Regions from separate parts of the Homo sapiens genome. Here regions 1 and 3 are each linked to region 2. The links are chromatin contacts, found by Hi-C or POLR2A ChIA-PET in ENCODE. All regions are on one chromosome and are shown on one strand. Each heading gives the region's core, a stretch centred on a gene start or an enhancer-like site at or near the end of the contact. The rest is flanking DNA. Distances are from core to core; before and after follow the strand shown.

What was found. A loop is a pair of places that touch in the nucleus more often than their neighbours do. ChIA-PET counts read pairs that join two places held with the same protein, here RNA polymerase II (POLR2A). Pooled maps may share reads with other maps.
Region 1: a pooled map shows a loop between it and region 2 (4-fold over the local background). The contact joins the promoter of NDUFS2 here to the promoter of F11R in region 2. A Hi-C loop is called at or near these places in 7 of 50 pooled maps. POLR2A ChIA-PET finds 5 or more read pairs at or near these places in 7 of 52 experiments (CD4-positive, alpha-beta T cell, MCF 10A, PC-3 and 3 more).
Region 3: a loop to region 2 is called in a pooled map, with 3 times the contacts of the local background. The contact joins the promoter of B4GALT3 here to the promoter of F11R in region 2. A Hi-C loop is called at or near these places in 7 of 50 pooled maps. POLR2A ChIA-PET finds 5 or more read pairs at or near these places in 18 of 52 experiments (A673, B cell, BJ and 14 more).

Annotation. Positions count from the first base shown.
Region 1 is chr1:161,199,360-161,203,630 of GRCh38, reverse strand. It overlaps NDUFS2 (NADH:ubiquinone oxidoreductase core subunit S2), which reads right to left and starts at 1,264. Exons shown (of 14, transcript NM_001377299.1): 1 at 1,151-1,264; 2 at 88-194. The coding sequence starts at 1,245. RefSeq lists enhancers at 997-1,326, 2,591-3,312.
Region 2 is chr1:161,019,732-161,024,178 of GRCh38, reverse strand. F11R (F11 receptor) reads left to right here and starts at 3,027. Exons shown (of 10, transcript NM_016946.6): 1 at 3,027-3,169. The coding sequence starts at 3,106. RefSeq lists enhancers at 2,297-2,894, 3,047-3,296, 3,597-3,646, 3,657-3,786.
Region 3 is chr1:161,176,052-161,180,105 of GRCh38, reverse strand. B4GALT3 (beta-1,4-galactosyltransferase 3) reads left to right here and starts at 2,599. Exons shown (of 8, transcript NM_003779.4): 1 at 2,599-2,683; 2 at 3,527-3,672; 3 at 4,032-4,054. The coding sequence starts at 4,046. It also overlaps a transcript of PPOX not described here. RefSeq lists enhancers at 772-1,273, 2,412-2,911 and silencers at 2,510-2,679, 2,890-2,939, 3,779-3,828.

The DNA.
Region 1 (4,271 bases), core at 15-2,514, 180 kb before region 2:
GAGGGAAACCCTGTCTCAAAAAAAGAAAAGGAAATCAGCTGGGGGCAGGGATGGGTGTGGGTTGGGACAGCAACTCTGGTCACTCACCATTCCAAGGTGGAGGCTTCCAGTGGGCTGTTTCTTTGCTTGGGTACATAACAGCTCCCCCAAACTGCTGTGCCCATTCCACATCTGGCTGCCACTGCCGAACACCTCTGGGGAGTCAAAGACAGATCCTAGACAAAGGGCCTGAACAGTGTTTGGTTCCTGTGTTCCCATTCACTCTCAAGGGGACCCAGGAAGGATGACCTGTTTTTTTGTTTTGTTTTGTTTTTTGTTTTTTTTGAGACTGGGTTTCACTCTTGTTGCCCATACTGGAGGGCAATGGTGTGATTTCGACTCACTGAAACCTCCGCCTCCCGGGTTCAAGTGATTCTCCTGCTTCAGCCTCCCAAGTAGCTGAGATTACAGGCATGCGCCACCAAACCCGGCTAATTTTGTATTTTTTTAAAGACGGGGGTTTCTCCATTTTGGTCAGGATGGTCTCGAACTCCCGACCTCAGATGATCTGCCCGCCTAGGCCTCCCAAAGTGCTGGGATTACAGGTGTGAGCCACCGCGCCCAGCCAATGTCCTGGATTTTTTAATGCCAAGTCACTGATCTGAAGTTAATGTAGCTTCGGCAAAACAAGCTGGAACTCTAGAGGTTCCATTCCTACTAACAAATTATTCCTGGAATAACTCCACCCATCACCCCTGGGCATGCAAGGTTGGGATCCTAGCTTCTTCATATTTTCATCATATTGATATTATCAACCAGGTGAATATGAACGTGAGAAAAGTGTTTGTTCAAGGTCAACGACAGAGAGACAGCGAGCATTCTGGCTCTTTGGCTGAGCTCTACTCAGGTATGACAGGAGAGGTGCATTCAAATTACTGAAGCTAAAAAGCAGAGTCTCCCACTCCGCTGATTTCACCTCGGCACGAACGAACTCTAGACCCTCTCCCCTCCCTCGCCAGAGTGGGCGCCACTGCATCCCGTAGCCCAAGAAATCAGGGATGGACAATGGGGTCACAGGCTTGGGTTATTATTTTCTGGGGGAGTAAAGCGTCCCCAACCTGAGAAACCCTAGCCTTGGAGAAAGTGTGTCGAGAGCTGCCCTCGATCTCACCTGCTGGGCTGAATCGGCAATCGGACTCCAGCCCCAGGCCGCAGCACCTGGGCCGCGACGCCCCGGAAGCCGCACAAAGCCCTCAGCGCCGCCATCTTACTCCGGCTGCAGACTGCGGGAAGGAGAACCGGGCGGAAGTAACTCCAGCGCGCCTCCTTCTTGGCTTCTCACCTATTCGCACAGTGAAGCCGCCCTCTTGGAAGCTGGCAGGGTCGTTTACCGTCGAACTGACAACATCCGGGTCCTGTGACTCGGCTTCACTTGCGTTTAGATAACAGTGACCGCGGTCATCTTTACTGAGGGCGTTTCCTCCCACAGCTCCTGGCTGGCTTTTCTAGGAGCGAGCAAGGGAAAATTGCCGTTCCTGCGTGGGGCAGATACTTCGTGCTCTCTCGCCGAGCCCGCCTGCGTATCTTGGAAACGCGCGGCGCTTCCTTCCCTACTCCCTTCCGCCTTGGCCGCCCTCATGCTTTAGTCCTGCTCTCGGATTGTATCTGAGCCCTGCCCTTATAGGGTAGCCCCAGGCTTTGCCAATTACTTTCCCATCACTGAATCCAAAAGACAGGAGTTGGGAAAGCCAGCTAATTTCCAGATGTCATAAATTGAGATTGGAGAAAGGAGCCTAAGTGGGGCTGGGCGGGTCTGAGAGCTCCCGCCAAACCAAAACAAAAAAGAATAGGATGCCAAGGCCGCCGGCATTGGTGGTGCGGAGGGGAGTGTCGGGGTGTGTAGGAGCCACCTCATCCCAGATGGGGGAGTGGAGGTCCTCTGTGGGTGACCCTGACATCCTCCAGGCTTCCCGAACCTACAGAATCACAGACCCAGGAAGCGCCCTTAGAGATGCCTCACACCCCACTTCCGTCTTGCGTCAGCCTCTTTTCCCTAACGTCTTTCTGACCCTGCTATAGCCCTCCTGGGTAATGGCCAACAGCACGGAAATGTAGTAGCACCAGGAGTCTGATCACAATTCTGTATGGACAAAGATTCTTCCAGCCTTAGAGGCTAGTTCCTGTTTTCTCCCTCTGCCTCTAAGCCCAACTCCAGCTGGGCCACCCACCCGTAGAGTTTGTACAACTCTCCAACTCTGAGCCTGGAAAGAGGCCTTCCCCAGATATCCCCTAGACAGGATCCCAGGGACACAGCCCACCAGCAGCGCAGCAGGGTGAGGCAGACAGACCAGGAAGCAGAGATGGTGGAATTCTTCACTGCAGAGAAAGAGGGGAAAGCCAGACTTCTGGCCTGGGAATTGACCTAATGGGAACTGTACCAAAGGGTGGGGCCAGATCCTTAGCTGTGGGAACTGACCAGGACCTGGGCTAGACAAGGCAGCTGCCACAGAGCCAGGGCAGAGGTTTGGTCCCTCTGTTGTCCTCATTCCTTGCTCTTTCCCTGGGCCTTCTTTCTATTGTTGAAACACAGCAAATGTGGCCATGGTGGTGGGGGATGGGAAGGACTGCATTTATTTGCCTTGATCCAGCCTGGGAGAAGTCAGGATAGACTTTGGGCTGCTTGGCCCTGGAGGCAGCTTGAGCTGGGACTGGGGTGGGGGGCTCCTGAGGGGCTGCCTAGGACACTGCAGCTTTTGTGCCTTCTCCCTGCTGCCAACACCCCCACACACACTGCTGCAGCCACTCTAAAGCCCTTTGTCTTTCATTGCTTAGTCACCCCCTTTGTCCTCATCTCAAATAGGGGAGTGGAAAGGGGCAGTAGAGTTCTCTGGTGATAGCTCCTCTTGCCCCTGCCCCTTCTGGTCTCCCACCCTTTGTCCGACTCCTCTAGTCCCAGCCCCGTTGGCTTAGAACCAGGGTCAGGCAAGTGGTGGGTCAAGAGGTGGGTCTGGCAGTCACAAGGGGGTGGGTGATCCAGGAAGTGATAGGCACCAGGGCAGGTATTACCGACCTGAGCAGGAAGGGAGGGGGAAAGGAAGTATTCTGACGGATATGATATGCGGGGGACAGGAGGTGACAAAGCAGAGTGAATAGGGGAATAGAGGCAAGAGGAGGTGGTCCACTTCTGGGAAAGGAAAGAGACTGCTGACTGCACTCTCCTTCCTGGGGATTTCCTGGGGAAACAAGCAGCCAGAGGATGGGGTGAGCAGAAATTGCCCCTACTTCTGAACCCTTCCTTGCCTTGAGAGTTCATACCCAAGACCTCTTTTCCGAGTTCCCTCCTATCCAAAGCCAAAGGAATAATTTGCTTCCTTTCCCTAACACCACCTCTTCCTCCCCAGCCACTTTCCCCACCCCAGGCAATGGATTTCTCCCAGTACCCTAATTTCCCTATATGCACAATGCTGTCTCCACCCTCTCCCTGCCCCAGGGAGAATTAAAAAGAAAAGATGACTAGATATTCCAGGAACCACTGGGTTCTCAGAGCAAGGTGGGGTGGATGGTGGGAGCCAGGTGGGGATTCTCCCAGATTGATACTGGGTGAATCTGGGTTCCTGAGAGCAAGTCTTGCCTATGCTGGGGGCTGGCTGACTTGAGGCTGGGGGAGGGTTTAGGGCAGTTGGGAGTGGGTAGGAGCAGGGCCAAAAGCCTGGGGGAAGCTACTGGGAGCTGGGCCAGGGAAATGGGGAGTCAGGAAGTGGGGAGGGGGAACCCTGGGGGGAAATGGAGGCGGAATGGCTGTTCTGGGCTTTGGAGGGGGTGGGTAGTGGTAACTCAGGAAGGGGGATCCTGAGGGAGAGAAGGGACGTTAGAAAAGAGGAGGTGCCACCCTGGATCCGCCTTCTATAAAAGGAAAAGTCGTTAACCCCTCCTGCCTTGTCATCTGCCGCCTCTGTTATGTTCATTCCAAGCAGGATCATCCTACCTTTGGGCAGTCAACTCCCTGATCACTGTCTCCTTGCCTCCCCCAATGTTCTGCCTTTTTTACTCTTCCCAGCTGCTCAGTTCTATCCTGAGCCATGTCAAGCTACCTCTTTTATTTGTTCTTCCCTCTTGATGCCTCCTTACCTGTTCCCTACCCTCTTTTCTCAGGCAGCTCACTCAGTCCCCTCAGCCCTGGAAACCAGCCACTAGGGCCAAAGGGCAGCATGAGGGAGCCTTGAGAAAAGAGAAGCCATGGTAGGTTAGACTATAAGAGCAGGAATTCTCCCAGGACCGTGATCCTATCTGTG
Region 2 (4,447 bases), core at 1,778-4,277:
AGGCAGGAGTGCAGTGGTGCAATCATAGCTTACTGCAGGTTCGAATTCCTGGGCACAAGTGATTCTCTTGTCTCAGCCTCCGGAGTACAGGATTACAGGTTACACCACCATACCCAGCTAATTTTTTATTAAAAAAAATTTTAAATTTAATTTTCTGGCGGGGCATGGTGGTTCACGCCTATAATCCCAGCACTTTGGAAGGCTGAGGTGGGAGGATCACTTGAGCTCAGGAGTTCAAGACTAGCCTGGGCTACATAGCAAGACATCGTGTATACAGAACAAAACAACAAAAACAAAGAAAAGAGAGAGAGAGAGGAAGGAAGGAAGAAAGGAAGGAAGGAAAAGAAAGAAAGAAAGAAAAAATTAGCAGGATGTGGCAACGCCTGTGGTCCCATCTACTCAGGAGACTGAGGTGGGAGGATTGCTTGAGCCCAGGAGGTGGAGGTTGCAGTGAGCCATGATTGCACCACTGCACTCTAGCCTGGGCAACAGAGCAAGACCCTGTTTCAAAAATAAAATAAATAAATAAAGGCCGGGCACGGTGGCTCATGCCTGTAACCCCAGCACTTTGGGAGGCCGAGGTGGGCGGATCACCTGAGGTCGGGAGTTTGAGACCAGCCTGACCAATATGGAGAAACCCCGTCTCTACTAAAAATACAAAATTAGCAGGCGTGGTGGCACATGCCTGTAATCCCAGCTACTAGGGAGGCTGAGGCAGGAGAATCGCTTGAACTCGGGAGGCGGAGGTTGCGGTGAGCCGAGATCGCGCCATTGCACTCCAGCCTGGGCAACAAGAGTGAAACTCCGTCTCAAAAAACAAATAAATAAATAAAAATAAAAATAAATAAATAGGCTGGGCGCGGTGGCTCACGCCTGTAATCCCAGCACTTTGGGAGGCCGAGGCGGGCGGATCACAAGGTCAGGAGATTGAGACCATCCTGGCTAACACGGTGAAATCCCGTCTTACTAAAAATACAAAAAAAAATTAGCCAGGCATGGTGGCGGGCGCCTGTAGTCCCAGCTACTCCGGAGGCTGAGGCAGGAGAATGGCGTGAACCCGGGAGGCGGAGCTTGCAGTGAGCAGAGATCGCGCCACTGCACTACAGCCTGGGCGACAGAGCAAGACTCCGTCTCAAAAATAAATAAATAAATAAAATTTCTTAGACACAGAGTCTTTTCCCTATGTTGCCCTGGTTGGTTTCAAACTCCTGGCCTTAAGTGATCCTCCCCTCCTGCCTCAGCCTCCTGAGTAGCTGGGATTACAGGCACACGTCACAGAGCCCAGCTGTCAGTGTATATACCTTTCTCCAAGACTTTAAATTTCTTTCTTTTCTTTTCTTTTTTTTTTGAGACGGAGTTTCGCTCTTGATGCCCAGCAGGCTGGAGTGCAATGGCGCGATTTCAGCTCACTGCAACCTCCTCCTCCCAGGTACAAGCGATTTTCCTGTCTCAGCCTCCCAAGTAGCTCAGATTACAGGCATGTGCCACCACGCCCGGCTAATTTTTTTTGTATTTAGTAGAGACAGGGTTTCACCACGTTAGTCAGACTGACCTCAGGTGATCCACCCACCTCGGCCTCCCAAAGTGCTGGGATTATAGGCGTGTGCCACGCACCCGGCCAAGACTATTAAGCACCCAGTAGGTGGTTTAAATTGAATGGAACCAGAAGCAGAACTTTGGCCAAAGAGATGGGGACAAAGGAATGAGAGCAAAGGTGAAAAAGGCAAAATGTCAAACAATATCATTCTTTTGGATAAAAATGTGGTCTTTTCCCTTGCAATGAGGTAATGCTAAGGAAGTTTTTTCCCCACAGTCTGCATATGCTTAGTACAGTTAAAATTAAATCATCGTAAAATAGAAACTACAACTAGCAAAGGTGTTGAGCATGAATTTCAATTAAAAATGATGTAGCAATATAAATATTAACAGAAAGTTTGAGTATCAACATTGTCTATAGAAAAAAGGTGGCTTAGTCAGCACACAACTATTAGTCACAGTGAGAAAACAAACAATTCTGAAATGTAGGGACCTGTTCACAGATCAAATATGTGTAAAGGACATATCCAGTCACCCAGAGATGTTTCTAGAGCATGTTCAGCTCAGTTTGTATCATCTGGGTGTGTTTTGTGTACATCTGTTTAACTTTCTTCTTGAGATAACGTAATTCTGCTCTTCCCAAGTTGTGTTGTTGTGGGTTTTTAAATTTTTGTTGTTGTTGTTTGTTTTTTGAGACAGGGTCTGGCTCTGTCGCCCAGGCTGTAGTTCAGTGGCGCGATCTAGGCTCACTGCAACCTCCGCCTCCGGGCTCAAGCCATCCTCCCACCTCAGCCTCCCAAGTAGCTGGGACTATACTGCCCAGGCTCCCATTTTCCAGTTGAGTGCTCCCTTTCCCTTTTTTTTCCCCTTTCTTCCTCCCAGCGTAGCTCATCTCTCAAAGCCGGTGGGGTGGACAGAGGAACAGTTTGGAGGTGGTGCCAAAGTAACATTCCATTTCTCTCCGGGTCTTCTCCCCTACCCTCCCATATTAATATTTGTTTTTTACTTGCCAAGAGGCAGGACCAAAGTTTCTGCAGGACCAAACTGCAGGTGCAGTTGCACCAAGCAACTTACATTCAAACAAACACAAAACCCCAAGCCAAGCCGGTCTCCGTAAATCCCACACCACGACTGCCTTTCCTACTTCCTCCTTAGAGGTACTTCTCAGCCCTCTAGCTCCAACTGAGAACCCAGCCAGTCAGGAAGTCGCTACTTCGGGAACACCAACCAATCAGGGGGCCGTCACCTGCTGAAGGTGCGGAATTCGTCTCCTGACGCGACAGTCTCCTGGGCCAATCTGAGGCAGCTCCTGTGGGGAAAGGCGCCAGTGCGCCGAGGCGGGGAGTGGCGGCGGGGTAACACCTGGCCGAGGTGACTCGTTCTGAAGAGCAGCGGTTCCTTACACCAATCGGAACGTGCAGGGGTGGGGAGCTGGCCAATCAGGCGCGGAGGGCGGGGCCGGGCGGGGTTCCACCTGGCGGCTGGCTCTCAGTCCCCTCGCTGTAGTCGCGGAGCTGTGTCTGTTCCCAGGAGTCCTTCGGCGGCTGTTGTGTCGGGAGCCTGATCGCGATGGGGACAAAGGCGCAAGTCGAGAGGAAACTGTTGTGCCTCTTCATATTGGCGATCCTGTTGTGTAAGTTCCCAGAGTTTCGGGAGGAATCGGTTGGTCGGGTCAGAGGTTGGAGGAAGGCTCTCCCCACGCCCCTAGCCCGCGGGAGGGGAGGAGCTCAGAAACCTTCCTATATCGTTCTGCGAATTATCTTTTCCACCCCTGGCTGGTCCCTCTTTCACCACTCTCACAGCTGGGTGAGTGGCTGGCTCCCCTCCCCCACACTGGTGAGTTGTGACCGCACCCCTCACGGCCACCAGGAGGGAGCTGACCCATCTGCACACACCAGAGGTACACTCCTCGTCCTCACTGGAGAGGGCCGTCGGGCCAAGGACCCTTCCACACTCATCTACCCAGCGCGCGCTCCACACGCACCTGGGAAGGGCCAGCCTGCCCCTCCAACGGCCACCCAGCATCCACGAACCCCGCTGCGCAGCCGGGAGCCTTGGCTCCTTTAACGGTCTTCGAAGAAAATCAAATGGAGGTGGTCTGGGGTGGAAGTCTCTTCCCCTAGCTTTTGCTGAAGGAGTCTCTGGCTCTTCTGAATCTTTGAATTGCGGCGGTTGCTCTGGGAAAATGTCTGGGTGCACAGTCTAAAGAGGAAATGCAATAGAAACCTGAAATTTCTCTAAGCGCAGCAGAGGTTCCAGCGAAGTTCCTTTATGGAATAACTACCTCAGGAGTCCTTAATACGTGTTGTTGATTGAGTGACTCTTCCCAGGGGGAGAGTGTATCTGTTGGTTGGCTGGATTCTCATCAGAGCCAGAGCTCTGCCCTCCCTCTGGCTGTGTATGAGAGTTTTTGTTTCCTTTGTAAACTCCCTTTCCTGAGGAACAATGAGGCTCACTTGCTAGGGCATGCCTCTGTCTCTAGATGTGTTTGTGTGGGGCTGAGCGTTTAGTCGGTTGGTTTGTGCGTTAGTCAACCTGTGGCAGTACCTGTGTGTTTATCTGATTCTTGAGTGTGCGTGTCGTTGTGTGAGTAGTTGTGTCAGTATGTGTTCTACATGAGTCTCCCCCCACCCCCAAGGTTCTTGTTTTAGAAAGTGTTAAATGAATGATTACAATCAGTTTGGTGTATGTAGATTCCCTGCCCTTAGATGGATTGACTGCTCATTTCTACCTTATCACAACATAAACCCTTGGGAGAGATTGGACCAGAGGCATATATCATCCTCTTTCTATTTTACTGATAAGGAAACAAGTCCAAAAGGGGAAATGACTTCAATGACAATAGAGTTAGGGGTGGAACCTGGGAATGGAACCAAACCCTCTTGACTTGCTTTTCCTTTTTCCATTCTTT
Region 3 (4,054 bases), core at 1,350-3,849, 160 kb before region 2:
TGTTGAAGAAAAAATTATTCTGACACTTGTTAAAACAGTAAGGAAGACTATTGCAATAGTCAATGAGCAGAATCAGAGTCAGTGGATGGAAGGAAAATTACATTAAGGCTAGGAGGATTCTTGCTAAACTGACCTAACAGGATCTTTCCTGAAGGCAGGTGAGGGTGATCAGATAGATCAGCTATCAAGGGTGGAGAAGCGGGCAGGGAATTATCCCTAAACTGACTTGGCAGGATTCTTGCTATAACTGGCTAGGCAGGCCCAAGACAGCGCATAAGGACAAGACCTAGCCAAAAAGAGGCCTTAGAGGAGCCTGTTGAAAGTCTGGTTAAGGAGATGGTCTTTGTCAATACCAACATAAAAATGAACACATAGGCCGGGTGCAGTGGCTCATGCCTATAATCCCAGCACTTTGGGAGGCTAAGGTAGGTGGATCATGAGGTCAGGAGTTCAAGACCAGCCTGGCCAAGATGGTGAAATCCCGTCTCCACTAAAATACAAAAATTAGCCGGGTTTGGTGGCGGGAGCCTGTAATCCCAACTACTCGGTAGGCTGAGGCAGGAGAATCGCTTGAATCCGGGAGGCGGAGGTTGCAGTGAGCTCAGATCGCACCACTGCACTCTAGCTTGGGTGACAAAGCAAGACTCCGACTCAAAAAAAAAAAAATTCTCCTTGAAGACTGGGTATTTGGGAAAAAAAAAAAGGAAAGGAAAGGAAAAAAAAGAAGGAAGGGAAGGGAAGGGACGAAGGGAGGGAGGGAGGAAGAAGGGAAGGAAGGAAGGAAGGAAGGAAGGAAGGAAGGAAGGAAGGAAGGAAGGAAGGAAAAAGAGAAATAAAATTAAGAGGCCTGATGCTGTGGCTGACGCCTGTAATCCCAGCGCTTTGGGAAGCCAAGGTGGGCAGATAGTTTGAGCCCAGGAGTTGGAGACCAACCTGGACAACATGGTAAAACTCTGTGTCTTCAAAAAATACAATTAGCTGGATGTGCTGTTGTCCCAGCTACTCAGCTACTCACGGGTCTGAGGTGGGAGGATCCCTTGAGCCTAGGAGGTTGAGGCTGCAGTGAGCTGTGATCTTGCCACTGCACTCCAGCCTGGGTGACAGAGTGAGACCCTGTCACAAATTTTTAAATTAAAAAAAAAAAAGTAAACAAAAAGGCCGGGCGTGGTGGCTCACACCTGTAATCCCAGCACTTTGGGAGGCCGAGGCGGGTGGATCACCTGAGGTCGGGAGTTCCAGACCAGCCTGACCAACACAGAGAAACCCTGTCTCTACTAAACATACAAAATTAGCCGGGTGTGGTGGCGCATGCCTGTAATCCCAGCTACTGAGGAAGGCTGAGGCAGAGGTCGCGGTGAGCCGAGATAGCGCCATTGCACTCCAGCCTGGGCAACAGGAGGGAGACTCCCTCTCAAAAAAAAAAAAAAAAAGTAAAGAAAAAAGAAATTAAGAAAAGAATGAACACGTGTTTATTTTACCTAACTCATGAAGAAACTAGCAGATGTTATAATTAATACAAGAGAAAATCTAGAGAACGGACATATTTATGGATCAGGAAAACAGAAATGAATATGAAAATGGACGCCAAAACTGCTTTTTTTCCCCACAGTGTGGGGAACAGCAGGTTAATTGAACCTCTACCAGACAGGATAGAATTTGCATACAGATCAGTTACCTACATGAATTGTAAAATAACTCCCATGAAAACAGAATCTTTAAAGCAGAAGGATATGCTATAGACAAGTCCTTCAGGTTTCCCATTAGCCATCACTTCTGGGAAGCCTTTCTAGAATCTCCACGTATGAATGAGTTGCCACTTCTAGGCCAGCATATTTATCACGTTATATTGTTTACATCCCTCCCTCCATACAAGATACACAAGACCATGGGCTTTTTGGGGCAGATTCTGTGAGTTATTCAAGTCTCTGATTGCTTCTTCAGCGTGAATATCTGCTTCTAAGGAACACAATATGCTAGGCGGTAGTGTTTGTCGTAAGGTAAACATATTGCATGTTAACGGAGCATCCATTTTACTCTAATATCTGGGGAAACATCATTTGACTTTAAAGAAGACGCTGTCTTTCCCTCCACCTTCAATGTTTCATTGTTTTATTAACTAATCGCTTTTTATTTCCAGGCCTGCGGGATACAACGGGAATACAAAAATGCGCTAGAGCGGTCCGCAACGCTGTAGCCTGCGTAAGGAACAATTGATACTAAGTGGCACTAGGCTGCAGGGGGTGCCACTGACACACTGGGAGAGGGCTCAGCCAACCACAAGGTGATAACGAGGTCAGCGGAGCACCAGAAACCGGCTCACTAGCCTCCTGATCAGTCTCGGCCCAGAGGAAAATGAAGGGCTTGAGCTTCTGCTTTTACAAATCTGAGGGGCAGGAAATGAAATCCCACTAGCAGTCTGCGTAGTGGAGTTGAACCCTAGCACCCGCTCCCCAGGGGGTCGCCTACAACGCGTTCCAGGTGGGCAGGCTCAGGCGCTGCTCCCTCACAAGCCCCCGGCCACGCGGTGTCTGGGACCGGGTGCCTAGTCAGCCCGGGTGGCTCCGCCCCGAGGCCCCGCCCCATGACGCGAGACCCCGCCCCCGCAGCGCCCGCTTCCAAGATGGCGGCAGCGATGCCTGCCCGGCTGTTGGGGTGGCGGTGACGACAGGCAGCAAAAGACCAGGTATGTGCGCTGGGAATGCGTCGACACGGAGGCCTGGGATAAAGGTTTGGGCATTCGAGAGAGTGAGAAGTTTTGGGTAACGCCTGGAGACGAGCCTGAGCAGGGACGGGGTCCTAGGTGGAAGTATGGACGGGGGCCGGGCGGGCTCACGTTGCTAGTAGGTAGGGCAAAAGCAAGAGACTGGGATAGGATGGGCGTGCTCCGAAAGAGCTGGGTTTTAACCCCCTCCACAGCGCGGACCACGCCCCTCTAGGTGAGCCCTTCCAGCCACCCCTGACTGTCTCTGCCCCTGCTCTCCCTCTCCCTTTCTCTTCAGCAGTAACCCTCCTCCCCACCCCCGCTAGAAGAGGGGAAAGGTAGAAAAGGTAGAGGACGCCACCCCCACCCTACTCTCCGCCGAGCTCCGGGGCTGTTCGCTTACAGCCCCCAGGTGGTCACGGTCCCTGCACCTGAGGAGTTGGCACCCAGGCACATGAAGAATAGAAGGAGCCTGTTTCCTACTTCGCCCTGGGTACTCCTTAGGCCACTCCACGGTCCTGTCATGACTCTGTCGCCACTTCAACTGGTTCTTGGTCTGGGGGAAAACAATGTTTCCATTAGCTGTCCTGTCCCCACTCCCCAATCTGTCCTGTTGGGGTGGGGGTACGGGGGTGGTTAAGTATGAACCTGACACTTATCATTCCAGGGTAGCACGGGAGATAGGCGAGGGACCTACCATCTCCTGCTCCTCCTCTTCCTTTCCAACCACTTTCCTTCACTTCGCCTGCTGGGAAACCAGCTTCACCCTGATCCTGATCTCTGGCGGTGCAGGTAGCTAGTTATCCTTTACCACTTCTGTTCCAGCTGGTCCCAGATTCGCTGCTGGAGTGCTGGATGGAGCCTTTCTCTGCCCTCTGTGACATTTCCAATTTTAGATAATGCCTCACATCTCTGTCCCCCCGGGACCCCCTGGAGCCCCCATGATCCCTAAGAAGACAGCTTGAACCTAGGTGAGTCTATCTCTTCCCTTCTAAAATTGGAAGAGGGGGTTCTCTAGAGACTTTCTGAAATGAACATGAGATTTGAATGATGTAAACATTTTTGGGGGTGAGGACTGACAGTAGATGGTGGGAGTGGTTTGGGGGGAGGTAGAGGAGAGCGAAACTTGGGCTGAAGTGACAGGTGGTAGGGTTACTGGTGGTTACATTCTGTTTCCTTGCGTGACTGTGCACCTGTGTGCTCCCTTCTGTGACTTTGTTTTCTGCTTTTTCCTCTTTACCCCTGGCATCACCTTCAACCCTACCTACTGACCTCTCTGCTGGCTTGCTCTCTTCCTGCCTACCCCCAGAATTCCCCTCTCCCTCCCTAGATCTCACCCCCAGGATGTTGCGG